2 separate regions of the Homo sapiens genome follow, and region 1 is linked to region 2. A link is a loop called in an ENCODE intact Hi-C map of the cell type or tissue named here. Cell type or tissue: K562. All regions are shown on one strand. Links, peaks and the distances in the headings refer to the core of each region. The heading gives the core; the rest is flanking DNA.

Region 1 (8,346 bases), core at 41-8,040, 260 kb after region 2:
TGCTGCGTTAAGTGCATGAACCATAATATACACCAGGTGTAGTAATTAGCAGGCACACGAAGGCTGCCTATTTGTCTGGTTTTGCTGCTGTTGCTGTATCCCCCTGTGTTTTCACACCATCAGATAGTTGGACTTAATTGAGGCCACATCAGATGAGGCATTACTGACACCTTTAATTGAATGAGCATCCAGGGAGGATTAACTCATAATATTGATTGGCTTTTAGCCACTTGCTCAGAAGGGTGTCCGGGTAGCTTATTAGTTGCCTTTATTTACACCTTTATGCAAAGAGTGCAAATAGGAATTCTTAGTGCAATATGTTTTTCTAAGTACTCTTAATAACTTTTTTAAAAGGACTGATAATAAAAATGCAAATGTATTTAATTTTTTATTACCAGTTCTGAATAAATATGTGTTAAATATATGTGCCTCCACATTTACATATTACCTGGTGTTTTGAAATATGGCAGAAGGAAAGCAGCCAGAAGCATTTCATCAAAGTGTTTCAATTCTGAATGATACTAATCAGCTATTAGAAAACAGACATGGTAGGAGAGAATTGCTGAAAATGTACAGTGCAATTACTGTATGATAGCACACCACCACAAAGTATAAATAAAGCCAATAAATCAGAGCAGTGTTATATATGTCTTGGATTATGACATATGGGTTGTAAGAATGTTCCAAATCCTTAGTAGTCTTCAAGATTTATTTGGTTGCTGGTTATTAGAACAGACAGTGTTTCATTTAACATTTTCAATTACTCTGTTTTTTGAAGGAGAAATCAAAAAAGTCTTGAGCTCTAGTTTTGTTTGTTTTTTAACCAACAGGGAAGAGGAACACCTAGGTATTTCTCTTTATTCCTAGCTACAGCAGAAAGCAGTAGCATTTGCATTACAATAGGCAGTGTTTATGATTTGGTACACTATATAAATATATTGTTTTTACAAGTACATTTATGCATTGCTTTCAAACACCTTTATAATTAAGTTTGTATATTACGTTCATAAGTTATTTCTCTACTGTAATAATATATGCATGCAGTCTAACTATTGTTTATAAATGTATTTGTTTTCATTACCTCTTTGTAGTTGTCAAAATCTTCCTGCTAACTCAACACAACTTTTGATGATCTTTGGAAATTACCTTGTCTTGCTTTTATGCCTGTTGTCCATTCTTACTGTTTTTTTAGTGCTAAAAGATCATTATGTGACACGATAGCAACCAGAATGGTTTAATGCAATCCCCAGCACTTTGCCTGTGTAGAATCTAAATCAAATCATTCTTTTAGTTTTTCGTGGCAGTGGGGAGGGAAAGGGAGCTCATAAAATTTATAAATTTTAAAGTGTTTCTGTTAATGTATTCTACTTCAGTCCCCCAAAATTCCAACTAACGACATACATGAATAACAGATCATGACTGCTGTTTCTACAAGCCTTTCTGCTCACTGTGCTTCCACTTACAACTCATGTTAATATGGTCTTCCTCTTCTTTTCCTGCACCCCCTCTCTTTCTTGTCTTTCTTCATCTTTTCCTTCTTGTCTATTTGGGTCTTGTCATGCCCACTCAACAGTATCTCCTCCTGCAGAGTCCATTGATGTTCACAGACAAAGCCCAGCAGGATGTTATCATGGTCCTCAAGTTTCCCTCCAACTCCCCTGTTACTCACGTGGCAGCCAACACCCAGCCTGGTTTGGCAACTCCCGCTGTGATCACAGTCACTGCTAACAGGTTATTTGCGGTGAACAAATGGCACAACCTTCCTGGTAAGTAAAGAAATACCATTATAAGGCATGGTAACTGCTGAACACTGTGTAATACCCACTTAAATATAGCATATCTCAACATTTAAGCTTTTAATTTTCAAGCATTAGTCTGAATCAAATTGTTTAATAGTTTGAAAGGCTTAAAAAAGGCCCACGTGAGGCATATAGTACAAATGTTAAAAACATAAACTACTTTTTAGCTTCTGGTGGTTTATCTTTATTCTTGGAGATAAATATTGTTTCTAATATAGTATTTTAATATAATGATATTCTATATTATGTCCATAAACAGTATATATTTATTTATTTATCAAATGTTTCTCTTTTTTACTTTCATTTTACTTAATAAACACTTGGGTTTTTACAAATTTTTGTTTGTTTTTAGAGACAAGGCCTTGCTCTGTCACTCAGGCTGGAGTGCAGTGGTGTGATCATAGCTCGCTGTAGCCTTGAACTCCTGGGCACAAGCAATCCTCCTGCCTCAGCCTCCTGATTAGCTAGGACTACAGGCACGCAGCACCATGCCTGGCTAATTTTTTTTAACTTTTCGTAGAGATGGGCTCGCTATGTTGCCCAGGCTGGTCTTGAACTCCTGGCCTCAAGCAGTCCTCCTGCCTCAGCCTCTTAAAGTGTTGGGATTACAGGCATGAGCCACTATGTCCAGCCACAGTAAACAATTCTGATTGTCTATTATGTGCCAGAAACTGTACCTTTTTGTGCTTGGCATGGTAGTATTGGTAGTATTTGTTGAGGATAATAGAAAAAAAAAAGAACACTTAAATTACATAGCCAAAATATTGAATATCTGTAAGTACCTTCTGTTCTTCCATTAAATGCTCAACACAGTCATGCTCAACTGAAATAACCATTAGAATCATAAACAGTGCAGATTTAAAGAGGCATTGAAAGTTTATCTACTCCAGCCATGTTTTGCCAGTGAGGACACTGAGCCCAGGGAGCTCGCCTTATTCTGCATCAAATATGCCCAGTCAGTGGCGGAGTTTGAGCCCAGGTTTTCTCACTCAGATTTTATGACCACCCCTCTGTAATGTATTCTCTCTCATTAGAGCAGGAAAGTTGGGACCTGGATTTAGCACTGTTCTCTTTGGCCAGTTAGAATTTTTTTTAAGAAGAAGGAAAATCTTTTAAACTTCTGGAGATTATAGACTTTTTTCCCAAGCCGTTGTTTTAGGTAGGCAAATTTAAAAGATACATTTTAATAGTTCATGAAATTGTCATTAAATCTCTGAAGTGTGCATAAAGCACTGCTCGTTAGAATACCTGAAATGGTTGCAAAAATACAAGTTCTTGAACAAGGACCTCATGCCAAATTAAATGCAACAGCTTTCACAAGGGAACAGAATTGACATTCAAACAAAAACTTGGTACATTGACTAAGCTCAATAAGGTATACCTACCACAAAGAATCTGTAGTTGGTATTAGAATTGATTAAATATAGCCATTTTCCTGGGTATATTGGAAATGAAACGATGCAAATAAATGCCAATATTTGACTACAAAATAGATTTCAGAAAAGGTAGAGACAGTAAAAATGGAGGCAGATATTTAATATCTCTATTATTATGTCCTTTTATTCTTTTTTCTTTAAGTAAACTTCTCTTACAGAAGTAAATATTTATGAAAATAACATACTTATATTTTGGGACTAAATATTACAATTTATTTAAGAAACGTGATTTTTTTGTTTCTCTAAACACTTTTTAGAAGAAAAACATGCTGGTGATATGTTCTATCAAATACACTAGAGGATTTACCTACTCTATGTGCGGTTACCCTTAGAGCTTTGCACCAGCATGTGTGACTTCAGGACCACCAATGATGATGCTTATCCTGGGTGGCTGTTTGTGGCAGCCCTGAGAGCTTCTTCAGTTTAAACAGAGTGACATCAGATGTGAGGAGGGGCAAACCTTGCAACTGCTGGAAAGCCCTGACTGTACTCTGCCCCCATCTTTACTTTAGCCTAGGAAGAGCTGGCTCAACGGGAACTGAGCTGGCTCAACCACAGGGCTCCTCGGTCTCCAGCTGATTTCAAGTTTTAGCACTGATAACCCTAAGCATTTAAGACCCTACGCGTTGATGACTAAGCTTCTGGCTTTCACCTTTCCAGCAAGCTGGTGTCCCTCACTACAAAGCTTGCTTCCCTTAATACCTAGTGGTCAGGTATTATCTTCTCCACTTCCAATTTTTCTATAAATAAATATGTAAAGTGATTTAGGGGTAGAGTCTCACTGCTGGAGTACCACTTAGGATGCATCCAACTGTTCCCAGTCCTGGCTCACCTTTCTGTAAGATAGCTAGGGGAACTGCAAGGTTCTGCAGAATCTTGCCTATATTTCTGTTCAGTGAGCTTTCATTGTGTCTATAACCATGTCATTAGAGATGTTTGTCTTCACCCTTTCCATACATACTGCCTTTACAGTATGACACAGCAACTTTTCACCAGAAAAATACAAAAAGCGATAACATATGGGAATACACCACAGGCAGTTATCTTTCTAGAATGTGATCTCCAATTTGAGCTGCACCTGCAACTAAGAATATTAAGCGTTTATTATATTAAGTCTATGCTTCATTTTAGGTATGTTTACATAAATCTAACCTTTCATTCTATCTCTTGCTACCTTTACCTGTCACTATGCCTTGATTTAAAACAAACATCAAAAATCCCTGACAGTTTTTCTTTGGTAAATATCAAATCCATATTACAATATTTATTTTTTTAATTTTAGGTTCTGTTTCTTTTCTGAGGATCTATGATTTCCATAGCTCATTCATTAGACAGCTGGTTCCCCTCAGTTCTTTGAGTAGTGTCTGATTTAGAAAATAAATAATCTTTAACCTCCCTTCTCATTCAAAGGATCTTGAAAACCTCCAAAAATTAGAATAACACCAGCAAATGTTTATAGAGCATTTTTCTAGTTTCTAAGATTTTCCTTCTTCTTAAAAAAAATTCTAACTGGTGGCCAAAAAGAACAGTGCTGAATCCAGGTCCCAACTTTCCTGCTCTAATGAAAGAGGGGAGAGGTGGTCATAAAATCCGAGTGAGAAAACCTGGGCTCAAACTCTGCCACTGACTGGGCATATTTGATGCAGAATAAGGCGAGCTCCCTGGGCTCAGTGTCCTCACTGGCAAAACATGGCTGGAGTAGATAAACTTTCATGCCTCTTCAAGTAGTGTTTTAATCATTTTATGTGTATTAACTCAATCTTCTTAACAACCTGAGGATGTAGGTTCTGTACTTAGGTTGAAACCATATGAAATCGCGTTTTTTTATAGGTCAAAACAGTCAGTTATTGGCAATTTCATATGGTTCAATCTAACCTATTTTATAGATCAGGAAATTGAAACATAGAGATTACATAACTTGACCAAGTTCATACAGCCAGTCAGTGGCAGAAGTAGGATTTGAAGCATCAGCAAACCTCCTTAAACCCATTTCACTGACAGTTTGGTTTAAATGTTTCTAAGATCTCAGATTATCAGAGAAGTAGAGGGAAATTCTAAAGGTATTAATGTTGATTGACACTGGTATTGCTGGAAGTAAGTGGCACTATTGGGTAGACCAGAGGCTGTAGTGCATTTTTCCTGGTCCTCCCTTGTGAGTATCCTGTGATTTCTTTGCCAGCAGAGACAGTAATCAGCAAAGACAAATACCTTTTGGGTTTTTTTTAAAAGAGCCGTTGTGGTTTCTTTTCTTCAGCTACTTTAGTTTCTTATACATACTGTAATTTCTAGTGCCAATACTGTACTTAGGTGTTTTATCAGTATTAATGACCTTCCAAACATCTTTAAAAAGTTGGTATTTACTAACTGGAGAAACTATGACAGAGTAAGTATAAAATAATCTAATGAACTTATTGAAATGTACCCCATATTTATTTTCAGCCCCTCAAAGACAGATAGATTTCCTAAAATCTTATGGTAAGACAGGAATAATATATGGTAATCACAGGAGAATAGAAAATTCCAGGCAGCAGTTTCTTGACTATCAAAAGGAAACTGTTGAAATAGCTGCAGAAGCTAAGATCTGATAAGACCCTGAAAAAACCAGGGTGCAGGCCAAGCTGGCTGAGACTGTCTGGACCCAACATGGTGCTGAGTTTGATCTAGGTTTCACATAGGACCTCATTATATGCTCATTAACATACAAATCACACACCCACCAGGGCCATGACCGTTCCAGGAGCACTCATATTTGGTGTAAAAATGGATGGCACCACAGTTCTGAGAAATTGCCACCTTTTTCCAGGAATCTTCATGAACATTCCACCCCTTGGTTAACAGAAACCCATAAAGATAGGAACCCCAACGCCCCTTGTCCACGACTCTCTCTTGAGTACACCCACACTCCCCTTTTGAGTGTGTACTTTTTGCTTTGCAATAAATCTCCATACTTTCACTATTTTCTGACTTGTCCTTGAGTTTCTTCTCACCACAGTGTCAAGAGCCAGGGTTGAGGTCCCACTGGTGTTTGGGGACCTCCCCTAGCCCACCGGTATCAATGGCATTAAGCAGAGCTCTAATACCAACCAAGCAATAATGTGAATGCTTGTGAGTCTATAAAAAGTAGATACTGAGCAGGGTGAATGGCTGAGTCGTTTGGGGAAAATAGTTTGGAAAAGGGCCCAGAATTTAACTGTCAGAACTATGAAGCTGAAAAGATAATCTATTCTGAACCCTGTTTTAGGGTTTATGATTTGCACAAGGTTGCATCAGGTAGTTCCTGATTCCTGATATACTTCCTCTCTACCGAAAGTCCTTCTCCCTTTCAGAGGGAAACAGCCTGCAAAACCTCTCTTCAATTATAAAATAAGTATGCCTGAATCTTTAAAACCATTTTGAGAATTGAACAAAGTATTCTTAGGATAGATTGATTTTTGTTATTCATCTCCTTCTCAGAGTATTTTTAAATTGAAACCATGGAAATATTAAATATTAATAAAACTTCTTTTTAAACCCTCAATCCAATCTTTAAGAAAATATTTCAGCCAAATGCATTTAACTAAAACATTTATCTGCGGATAGCTTTCTTTATTTTTATTCAAACTTTCAATTGATTGATTTTAAGTGATGGATGAAACACTAAATGTTCCCTGACTTAGAGCTTTCCCTTTCTCCATCATAAGTTGACATTTTTGTAGATCCTTTGTGCTGTAGCATTCAAAACTGCCTTTTTAAGAAGTAACAAAAAAATAGTATTTGCTACAGTCAGCAGATGGTTGTCACATTTTGTTTTCAGTGCGCTTTACCACTTAATTTTGTTTTGTTGCAGCATCAGAGGTTGCCAGTCAAGCATCTGCTATAGCTTATGGCCTAGGACTGGAGCCACTGCTGATGGCACAGTTCAGAGCGGCACTAATCTAAAATAAATGTTTAATAAGCTAGCCATAAAAGCACCTGGATTTTTGTTCTTTAAATTTCACAAAACTGCATGAAAGATTTAGAGATTGGAAACAATTCTACATAAGGTTTGACTTATGCATTTTTATGTAGTTTAGTATATAAAAAATAATGCCTTTTTTCTTTATCTTTTGTGAATTCCAGCTCATCAAGGTGCTGTACAAGACCAGCCATACCAGCTGCCAGTGGAAATCGATCCTCTCATAGGTCTGTCACTTCCTTCTCTCTTTGCGATTCATTAAGCTCTGTATGGTGGCCCTGAAGTGTAGATTACAGTTGTTTTTCACTTGCTGGTTGCTGGGAATGGAATTTTCCTGATAAACCATTTGCATGCAAATTGGAATGCAATGAGCTGTGGCTATGCTGGTATTTCATCAACTCCCCCTCGTTGGTTTGCCTAATTTGAACAGGCCTAGGACGCGTGTCACTGAAAATTAATATGGATGCTGTAATAATGTGTGATTGAGAATGCGCATGAAGTACTGTCAGGATAATATTGGATCTTTTCATCACTCAGACTTGTTGATGAGCAGGAGCAAGGCACGTTATGATGAATTGGTGCACCGGTAATGTGATGGAGCTCCTTTGCTAGGAAAATTTTCATAATAACAGTGGGGTTCTTAGCAGCACTGCGTTATGAAAAATAAAACTGTAGTGCCAGGGTTTCATCATTAAAGGAGATCAATCCTTTCTTCCTAGACCTTCTGTTCAGTCTGAGGGGATTAATGTGCAATTGCAGAGCAGTTTCAAAGTTGAAATATATTGCCCAGCCAATGGTAGTGTTAAGATATTTGTATTCATTTTCCTAGGGTCCTACAGCCCAATAAATTGCCATTGGAGGTTAAATTTGTTCAGGGGAGAAAAAAATAGGGAGGCGACCAGAAAGAGCCATTGGGATGAAATGAGCATCTGCAGCAGATGACTTAGAATATTTAATTGCTGTTAGGCTTTTTGAGTAGATTAGTCGAAATCTCTAGTTTAGCATTTTTCATCCTTACGTGTGGGGATTTCAAATGTGGCATCACTAAGAATGTTAAGCCTCGATTTTGAAGATGTTATTTAATAACTTTTAGAATAAAAACTTACTTGCCTACCTGTGGTGTAATGCTATCGGCATAGATATTTGGCTTGTAATTTTGTCAGATTTTCCTGGCACA
Region 2 (8,346 bases), core at 296-8,295:
AAGGAAATTTTTATAATTAAAATTAGAAGCAAAACTGAATACTTGGTGTTAAAATAAGGTGATGAGTTGACAGAGTACTTTAAAAAGTGAAAATATTTCTAATTGAAGAATAATGGGTAATTAAGCTAGAATGCTAACCTTACAATGTTTTATTCTAAGATAATAATACAGTATTAGATTTATCAACATGTCCTTGAAAAGTAGTAAATAATCCAATTGTGATACTTTCTTGCATAGAGAATTCAGTTGTATTTTTCCTTCAGCATTGACTGAGCTTGAGCTTAAGTGCTTTGAGAAAGAATCCTGTCTTCCATTTATAGGAAAACAGTATGGAAGTAAAAAAACCTAATGCCCTTTGCCTGTCATTTTTATACATTCCTGCACTGCTGATGAAGCTTGAACGGCTGCAGGGAATGTATGGATTTGAAAAGAAATGATGCAGTAGTTCATGTTGTGTTTCTCAGGAGCCAAACCAAACTAATGGCTGAAGTCAGTGCTTCTGTAATCTGACAGTTATAATCCTGTTTATGTTTCCAGAGAATACAAAATTCTTAAACTGTTTTATTTTTTGCTGATCTTTACTTAAAAATGTATTTACTGAGTTAACGTCAGTGCATTTGTTACTTTATCATGTTAACGAGACTTAAAAGGTATCTATTATTTTATTATCTGTAAAAATAATATATTGTATCTCAATAATCTTTACTAAAGAGTAAACAAATTTTAGAATACATGATCTTATTTTCCAGGAAATATTTTAGAAGCTTTCAAAAAATAATCAGATTATTGACTTAAGAAAAGAAAGCATTTCTGGAGGATTTATACTTTTTGGAAAACAAAGGACCACGTGTTTACTGGTATATAGTCTTATCCTCTAAATTCTAACTTTGAAACATCTATGTGGGTGCTACATTTTTAGTTCTTATATACTTAATCATTCTACATACTTATGAAAATGCTTTTTTTTTTTAAAAAAATGAACATTGATTTTTATTTTTGGTCAAATTGTAAATGAGGAAATAAAACACTATTAAGTTCTCTGAATTTAAAAATTATTTCACTAAAAACAGAAAGAAAAGTAAATAACCCAGATATGATTTGTTAGTGTATTCTAGTTGATGAAATTTTATTGAAGTAATTATATTTAAATATATGTAAGATGTGTTAATGACAGTCATCAAGATTATACTGTCCACATTATAAGTCACAGTAAAACTACATTCTCTTTTATTCTCTGTCAAAGGATTTAATTTTCTAAAATTCCAAAGTGTTAAGGAGATTGTTTCTAAGCTACTTGTAATTATTATTCTGGAATCAATCTAAAATAACCAGTAATTGAATGTTTGCCTTGAACAGTTCACCATAGTGCCTGTTAATAATTTTATATGGTCAAGCATGCTGTTGAAACAAGTTATTCTTCCCCCCTCACAAAATAGCCTTAATAAAAAAAATTTTTTTTTACTCTCTTTGATTAGTAACCCAAGGGTATTGTTCTCATTTGAACAGGTTGAACTTCAGATAATTTTATGTCAGGTAAAAGCAGTAGCTTTAATTTTGTACAGTAAGCCTATCAAACTGTACTGAAAAATAAAATGCTTTTATGTACTTTTGATGAGTATTGTTTGTGGGCCTTTTAAATTTGTTTGGATTGCCTTAGATAATATATATGATTAGAGATGTTTGTTACCTATTAGACTTTACAAATATAATTCTTGTATTATATAGTGGAATGAGAAAATTGAGAGTATGCTGTATATCAGGGTTTTCCCCCAAGTTGAATAGCAACTGCATAAATGAGTACTTTATTAAACTATACATAATTTGATGTCACCAAAAATATACAATGATAGAGTAAGGGACTTGTGCTCAGGAAAATTAAAGTAAGCAGCTTTTAGCCTGACTAAGAAGTAAATGCCATTATATTATTGCGCTAGAATGTGCAATGTTAACATCCAAGTTAATTCAGCAAGTATTTTTTAGAAAGTTTCTTTGAACTTGCTATATTCACACTTATATTGGCATATGTCTTTTGACCTTACCAAGAAATCGTGTATCTTTTTCTCATTTTAAATGTATACATTTTTGAGTTGTAACACTACATTCTTTTATTTACATACATAGTTAAGCAGTTCTGAAAAGTTGAAGCAAAATTTTTAAAAATTTTCTTTTCCTATTCTTCCTTGTTCCTTCCTTCTTTTCCTCTCCCCTCCTCCTTTTTTTTTTTTTAAAAACCAGTTTGAACTTATTAATGTACTATTAGATAAATATTAAATTTTACCTGCCAAATAACTTTGACTTTCATAAGTCACTATTATCTTCACATGAAAGGGTATATTTGGTAGAGCCAACTGTTAACTTTAAGAAATGATTGTATAATTTGTGGATTATTCTTTGTGACTTTTCTACCTGGAGAACCAAATTTTGCTGGCCTTTAACATCACTTCCAGAAGGTAGACAGAAAAACCAGGATCAGATAATAATGAATTTAAGTGTTAAAGAAAATTGAAAGCTGACCTTATGGTTTCAAGGTGTGATATCTTTTGTTTATGAAGATAATATTATTGACTCACATTGTGAGCCAAAACAATGTGTGTGAAACAAAAATTGTGTAGAATATGTTTCTTAGGATATTAAATCCATCCCCACTCCCTTTCTACTTTCTCTTGTGATCAGTGCCAGACATTAACAAAACAGATGAGTGAAATTAGAGACGTAGATTATGCTAGTGTTGAGCTGTACTTGGTTCAAAATATAATATTTGGCATTATGTGCTATTTCTTTCAGGTCATATGAGACATTTTGTGGGTCTATGTTTAAAATTATTAGTTAAGCATATCGTATGGGTAGGTTTTTGTTATACTTTAGGAGCACTAGCCATTTTAAACATTTTATTTAAAAATGTATTGGTTCTGTAGCACTCTATATTATTATGAATAGTAGTAATTTGGCATTGATCATCTGCTAAGATTACAAGAAATACTTAATGGACTTTGTGTTATTTTTAATGGAAATGTTAAAAATCTAGCCTGCCTCATCCTTTAAATGTTATGAATTAGAGTAAAAGTGATGTGCAGAGAGGTTTCTCTGATTGCTTGTAGTGGTTAAACAACAACAACAAAATGCTTCATTGGTTGTAATCTATGTATGGAAGACATCTGTGTAATATAAATGAAATAATATTTAATGATCTAAGGAATGGAAACTTTTCCTTTAACCATCTGATATAAAGCTAGGATATAAAACAGCTGTCTTGGCCTATGGATATCAAGGTTCTGCCAGTCTCTTTCCTGAATTTTTCCTTCCTATCTTCCCTTATTATCTTTGGATCATAAAGAGTCATTCTCTTATTTTCTGACTGATTTGGTATATAGGTAATTAGGTTTAAAATCGAGGTTAGTACGTTTAGATCCATCTAGACTGAGTAGAAAATCTTTGACCTGTAGCTATGACTGTTTTCAAATGATTTGCTTGCTGGGATCAGACACTATCCATACCCTTTCACTTTGCTATCAGCTATGTACACACAAAGGAGCAGAAAGATGACCAGATGCTTAGTTAATCATCATATTTGGTCAGTAAAGGATTCCAACCATACTTAATTGGGCCTTCTATTTCTAATATTTGTTGGGTAACTTTTTGGTTAAATGCTCTACGAATAATCTAATCTTTTCTGCTAATCAAAGCTTTCTATAAACTTTATAAATTAAAAATGAATGATACAAATCTATAGATATGTATTTTAAATGTAAGGTGGTTGCTATCCAGAATACCTGGATAGATAAAAGGAGACAGTGTGAACGTATCAGCAAAGCATCAATCTAGGAAACAAAAAGTCCCAAATTTTTGTCCTGGCTTGGTTACCTGGGTGACTTTGATCAAGTCACTATCTTTATCCATTATTTTCTCAATTGCTAAATGAGTGGGTTGGACTAGGTAATCTTTTCTATCTCTTCTAGTTAAAAAAGTCTAAAATTTTCCACCATTACATGACTAAATTTGTTGACATCTTTGTTTATTTCTATCAGAAATCTTTCTGCAGATGTTTAGGCTTTCAGTGCTGCTCTAACGTAGGTATATGAAAGTTTTTAAACTCAGACAAGAATAAGCTTATAGATATTTTAGATTTATGGAAAAAATTTACAAAATATAGTTTGGAGACAACTGTGAGGGACAATGAAGTAGCAACTTGGGAAAAATCCTGAGTATACTAATTATTGCTTGATAGGGGTTGAATCATAAAATTATAAAACAAAATGCAGTATGTGTTCCTGTATATAGAAAAATAATATATGTTTATATAAACAATATGTTTTTTTCCCTTAAATATTTAATGGACTGTCAATGTTTTGGACATTTTAATGAACATTGGGTATTGTGTAAATATTAGTTCTTGAAGCCAAAGTAAGTTCCCATTCACAATTAACTTAAAAAAATAAATTATTGGTCTTCTCCTTAGAGAAATGACATTGTGCTAAGCAACTATGATATTACCAAGTTCCTACTGTGTTAAAAGATAGATCTAAGCAGGGAAGTGGTTTTCAAAACATGAGTCACTAAACAAAGGAAAGTTTTATACTGCTTTCTCATGCTTTTCACTTGTTTTCATCAGAAGATCTGACAAGCATAAAAGTGTTAACATCTTTTATTTTACAGATGTTCTTAGTTTTCCCTCAAACTGTAAAAGATGCTATATCAGAGTAGCTTGGTAGGAAATAATTTCAACACCTCCTTTCACTTACGTGATAACTTATTGTTTGTCTAAGCTTGTGGATACTTTTGGAGAGAGTGAATTGAGGCAAGAAAAGATAGCATATTGAGATCTAATTGTTCTCATTTTGACATATATACCAGTCAGTCTATCTGCTATATTATATAGTCTCTCTAAAATAGGTCTTAAATGGGCATTGTTATTTTTACTTCTGTGTTATGGTCATTGAAAGTCCCTAATTAGTGCAATGGGAGTGCCAGGTGACCAAAAGGAGTTGTTGATGGGCACTCTGTGGGTTTGCAAAGTGCAAACCTAAAAGACTGAGAGATGAGAAATGCATTGCTATTTGTGAATTTATGTTTTATCTCACTTCACTTGAAAATTTATGAGTAGCGTGGCTTAAGGGTGCTGGAGTTGTGTGTTCCAGGGCTTGCCCCTACTGATAACACCCTTGTTGGCGTGAAAGTGCAATGCAAATTATGACAGTTACAACCTTCTGTTTTGTTTAACCTGTCAGTAGATTTCCTGGCTCAGTGCTGAGGGCAATGGTGTGTTCAGCTAGTCCATATTCACCTAAACTTAAAAGGTCAGGTTTCTACAGGCAAGCCTAGTCAAAGCCTAATTGATGAGGAGGGCAGGGAGGCAGAATTTACTGTTCTGTTGGCTAGTTTCATATCGTTAGGTTGTCCTGAAAGCATCAGGCAGTCACAGCCCCTTTCATGTAAGTGCTGACCCTAGACAGGAGCTGACAATCAAAGGAGGCAGCCACAGGAACCAGTGCAAGTAGGCTATTGATTTTTCAGTTAGGTCTAAGTAGTTTGTAGTATGGGTAATGGGTGACAGAGGCAGGTATGTCATTATCAATGAGCTCCAGAACAGTAGCAACAACCCTCCCTCATATTTCCTTCAGCACTGACAGTATGCATCCAGAGGCGGTCAATAAATCGCCCAACCTTTAACTGACAAGTGACTTGGAGGTTTAGGTTGAGGAGTGGAAGTTACAGAGCTAAACTTCCTTACTTGAACTTGTACTGGATCTAGCAATGGAGTCAGTAATTATATTGTAACTTTTTGAAGTTTTGATTTAGATAAGTCTGTGCAACTGTGAGAATCAGAATTTTCAATGTTTGAGAATTTAAGAGGCATATTTACTTAGTCAAGTAAAGGTAGAAATGAGCCAATCATTTATAAATGTATTCTGCAAAGATAATTAAGTTGGGTTATTATGGTACAGTTTTGCTTTTAGTTTAGACTAGCTCCTTATTTAATCAAAGATACTCCTGTTATAAAAGTTCAGTAGTTAGAAATTGCCTCTCAGAATCCATTTTAATTCCTAATCTCCTCTTACATGTTCTAATTGCAGACCAATTTTAAATAGAAAAAAAGAAAAAACAAACCATTTGTAAATGGCACTAAGCAGTTGCTGTTTGACTTTCTGTATTATTTTTCAGAATAAAATAGGAGTAGAAGGATCGTTTAATGACTAAAGTTTGATGAATTGTACTTGCTTCTGATTTACAAAGAAATAATGTTGATTTTTGCTTTCAGAGCATTTCATGTGGTTATTTACATTTTAAAAAGATACAATTTATGCTCATGTAAACACAAAAGTGTTACATGTTTTGACTAAAAGTACATATGTTCTAAAAGGGATATAAAATAATTTCAAGATAATTTAAATTTAAACCAATCTCTATTTTGTTATAATACCTAAGTAATACGAAGAGATGATAATATTTATAACTAGAAGTGGGAGTTTGGGTCGTACCAGGACCCTTGCAAACTATCACATGCTTACATTAAAAAAAAAAACTTTAAACAGATTGAAATAAAACAGAAAAGTAAATGTTTTTAAAAACTTCCTTAAATAACTTATTGCTATGATATCTTGTTTAACATTGTGATATTGTACAGAACCAGAGTTTGTCTGTAGTATCATCTAGCTGTAGAGTACCCTGCTTGGCCAAATGAATCACTTTCATTTGTCCAGTGCAACTGAAAATTTCTCAAAAAAAAAAAAAAAAAAAAAAAAACAACTAACCAGTAGGTTAATGCATACTAAAGGTATGAATGCTTAAGTATTTTCTTCAGTTTATAGTGATATTTCTGTGTGAATGCCCCTGTCTTTTTGTTTACAAAATGGAGAATACAAATTTGAAACCTAGTGAAAGATGGCAACTATCAAAGTGTTATCTTAGTTTTAAAGAAGCTTGGGATTATGTTAATATTTAGGGAAGTTTTATTTGGATTCCTTGAATTAGTTACCTTTTGAGGCTTATGGATTCTTAAAGCAATAAAGCAATATTCCTTTTAAAATCATTGTTTTTCTTCTGTTTATTAATCATTGATTTAATCTGTGTTTTTCTGTTGGATTAGAGAAAAGATTTACCTGAGAATCTTGCAATCTCTATATCATTAGCTATATTATAGGTAGAGCTTCTTTGCTTTATCTGTAATCTCTCCTGAACACGTTGCTTTTTCAGGAATGAAAAAAAAAAGAAGCTGCAGAAAGGGGTACAAATTAAATTTTCATGAAAGAAAATCCTAATCAGCAGTGACAGTGTAAGAGAAAGATGATTGCCACTTGGTCATTGTGGAGAGGCACTTAGATTTGGTGTCAGTGCTTCTGTTAATGATGACTAATGTCTTTCTTGGAGCAAGTGCATGCTCAAACATACTGCTACAGCATATAGAGGGAGAGGCCTCAGTAATAGGCATCAGTAAGCAAAAGCATTAGTTGTCTTAAAACAAAGACTTTTTAATACAGTCAATTTGACACTCTGTATTATTAGAAAAATACAAACATAATTCTAAGGCATTTAACCACAAATTTTGAACTATTTTATGTTCAGTACTAAGAGGTAATATTTTTTAATTAAAAGGTAACGAAACCAAGGAATGTTAATAAGATATGCTCTCTGTTTTGTCACTTACAGGAATGGGCACCTACATTGCACTGCACAGAATCACATGTGCTGAGAAAGTTTTAAAAAGAAGCCAACTTACAACAGATTTTTTTCATACCCTAGTGATGTATTCTGAACAAATGCTTTATAGTTACAAAAAGAGAATGAATGACTCAAAAGATCTTTCTAGATCTTGTAATCTTAAATATATTGCTTACAAAGAGAAGATGACATGTGTTATTTCTTCAGCTTTCCCCTAAAGTGTAAGACCTTTCAGAAGGGCATTTGCAATGCTTGTCATATTTTTTCATATACATCTTATTGGCCTGACATGTCTCGAGAACCATGAGAACACAGATGTCATTGCATTCAGACAACACTAATTACTCTGGGATTTTTGCAGCCTCAGTGCCTGCATGTAACTGTCGATTATGATTGTTCATGCAGCCTACAGTGGGGACACTTTACACACGAAAATAGTGAGATGCAAAAATAGTGAGACAGGCCTTTTAGCCCCCTATTGTTCTCCAAAAGAACTTGGAAGGAAAAAAAAATTCCCGACACATCAATTTCATTCAGTATTTTATATTTGAACTAAGTTTTGGCAACATTTTCTTTTCTGAAGTAAGTGTATTATGCTTTAGTGTTCAGTGAAATCTATTATCCATCTGTTCTTTAACCTTCTTGAACCATCTTTTACATTACTTTGTCTTCAGGCTTCATGGGAAATTT

Evidence for each region. Peaks named below come from ENCODE experiments on the same cell type or tissue, not always from the same donor. Only the 100,000 strongest peaks of a DNase experiment are listed, where the experiment ranks them.
Region 1: it touches region 2 in a loop (2.3-fold over the local background); 7 of 110 quality-filtered maps call a loop at or near these places.

What each region holds. Positions count from the first base shown.
Region 1 is chr4:150,314,611-150,322,956 of GRCh38, reverse strand. LRBA (LPS responsive beige-like anchor protein) reads left to right here. Exons shown (of 57, transcript NM_001364905.1): 50 at 1,589-1,766; 51 at 7,334-7,396. Among named protein-coding and RNA genes, the nearest start is that of DCLK2, 240 kb to the right of the region's middle. In K562, for the core only: no CTCF peak of the experiment used is centred there; DNase peaks (open chromatin) are centred at 1,656 and 3,776.
Region 2 is chr4:150,570,045-150,578,390 of GRCh38, reverse strand. The region is part of intron 40 of LRBA (LPS responsive beige-like anchor protein); the gene reads left to right. Among named protein-coding and RNA genes, the nearest start is that of LRBA-AS1, 4.9 kb to the left of the region's middle. In K562, for the core only: no CTCF peak of the experiment used is centred there; DNase peaks (open chromatin) are centred at 5,150, 5,460 and 7,350.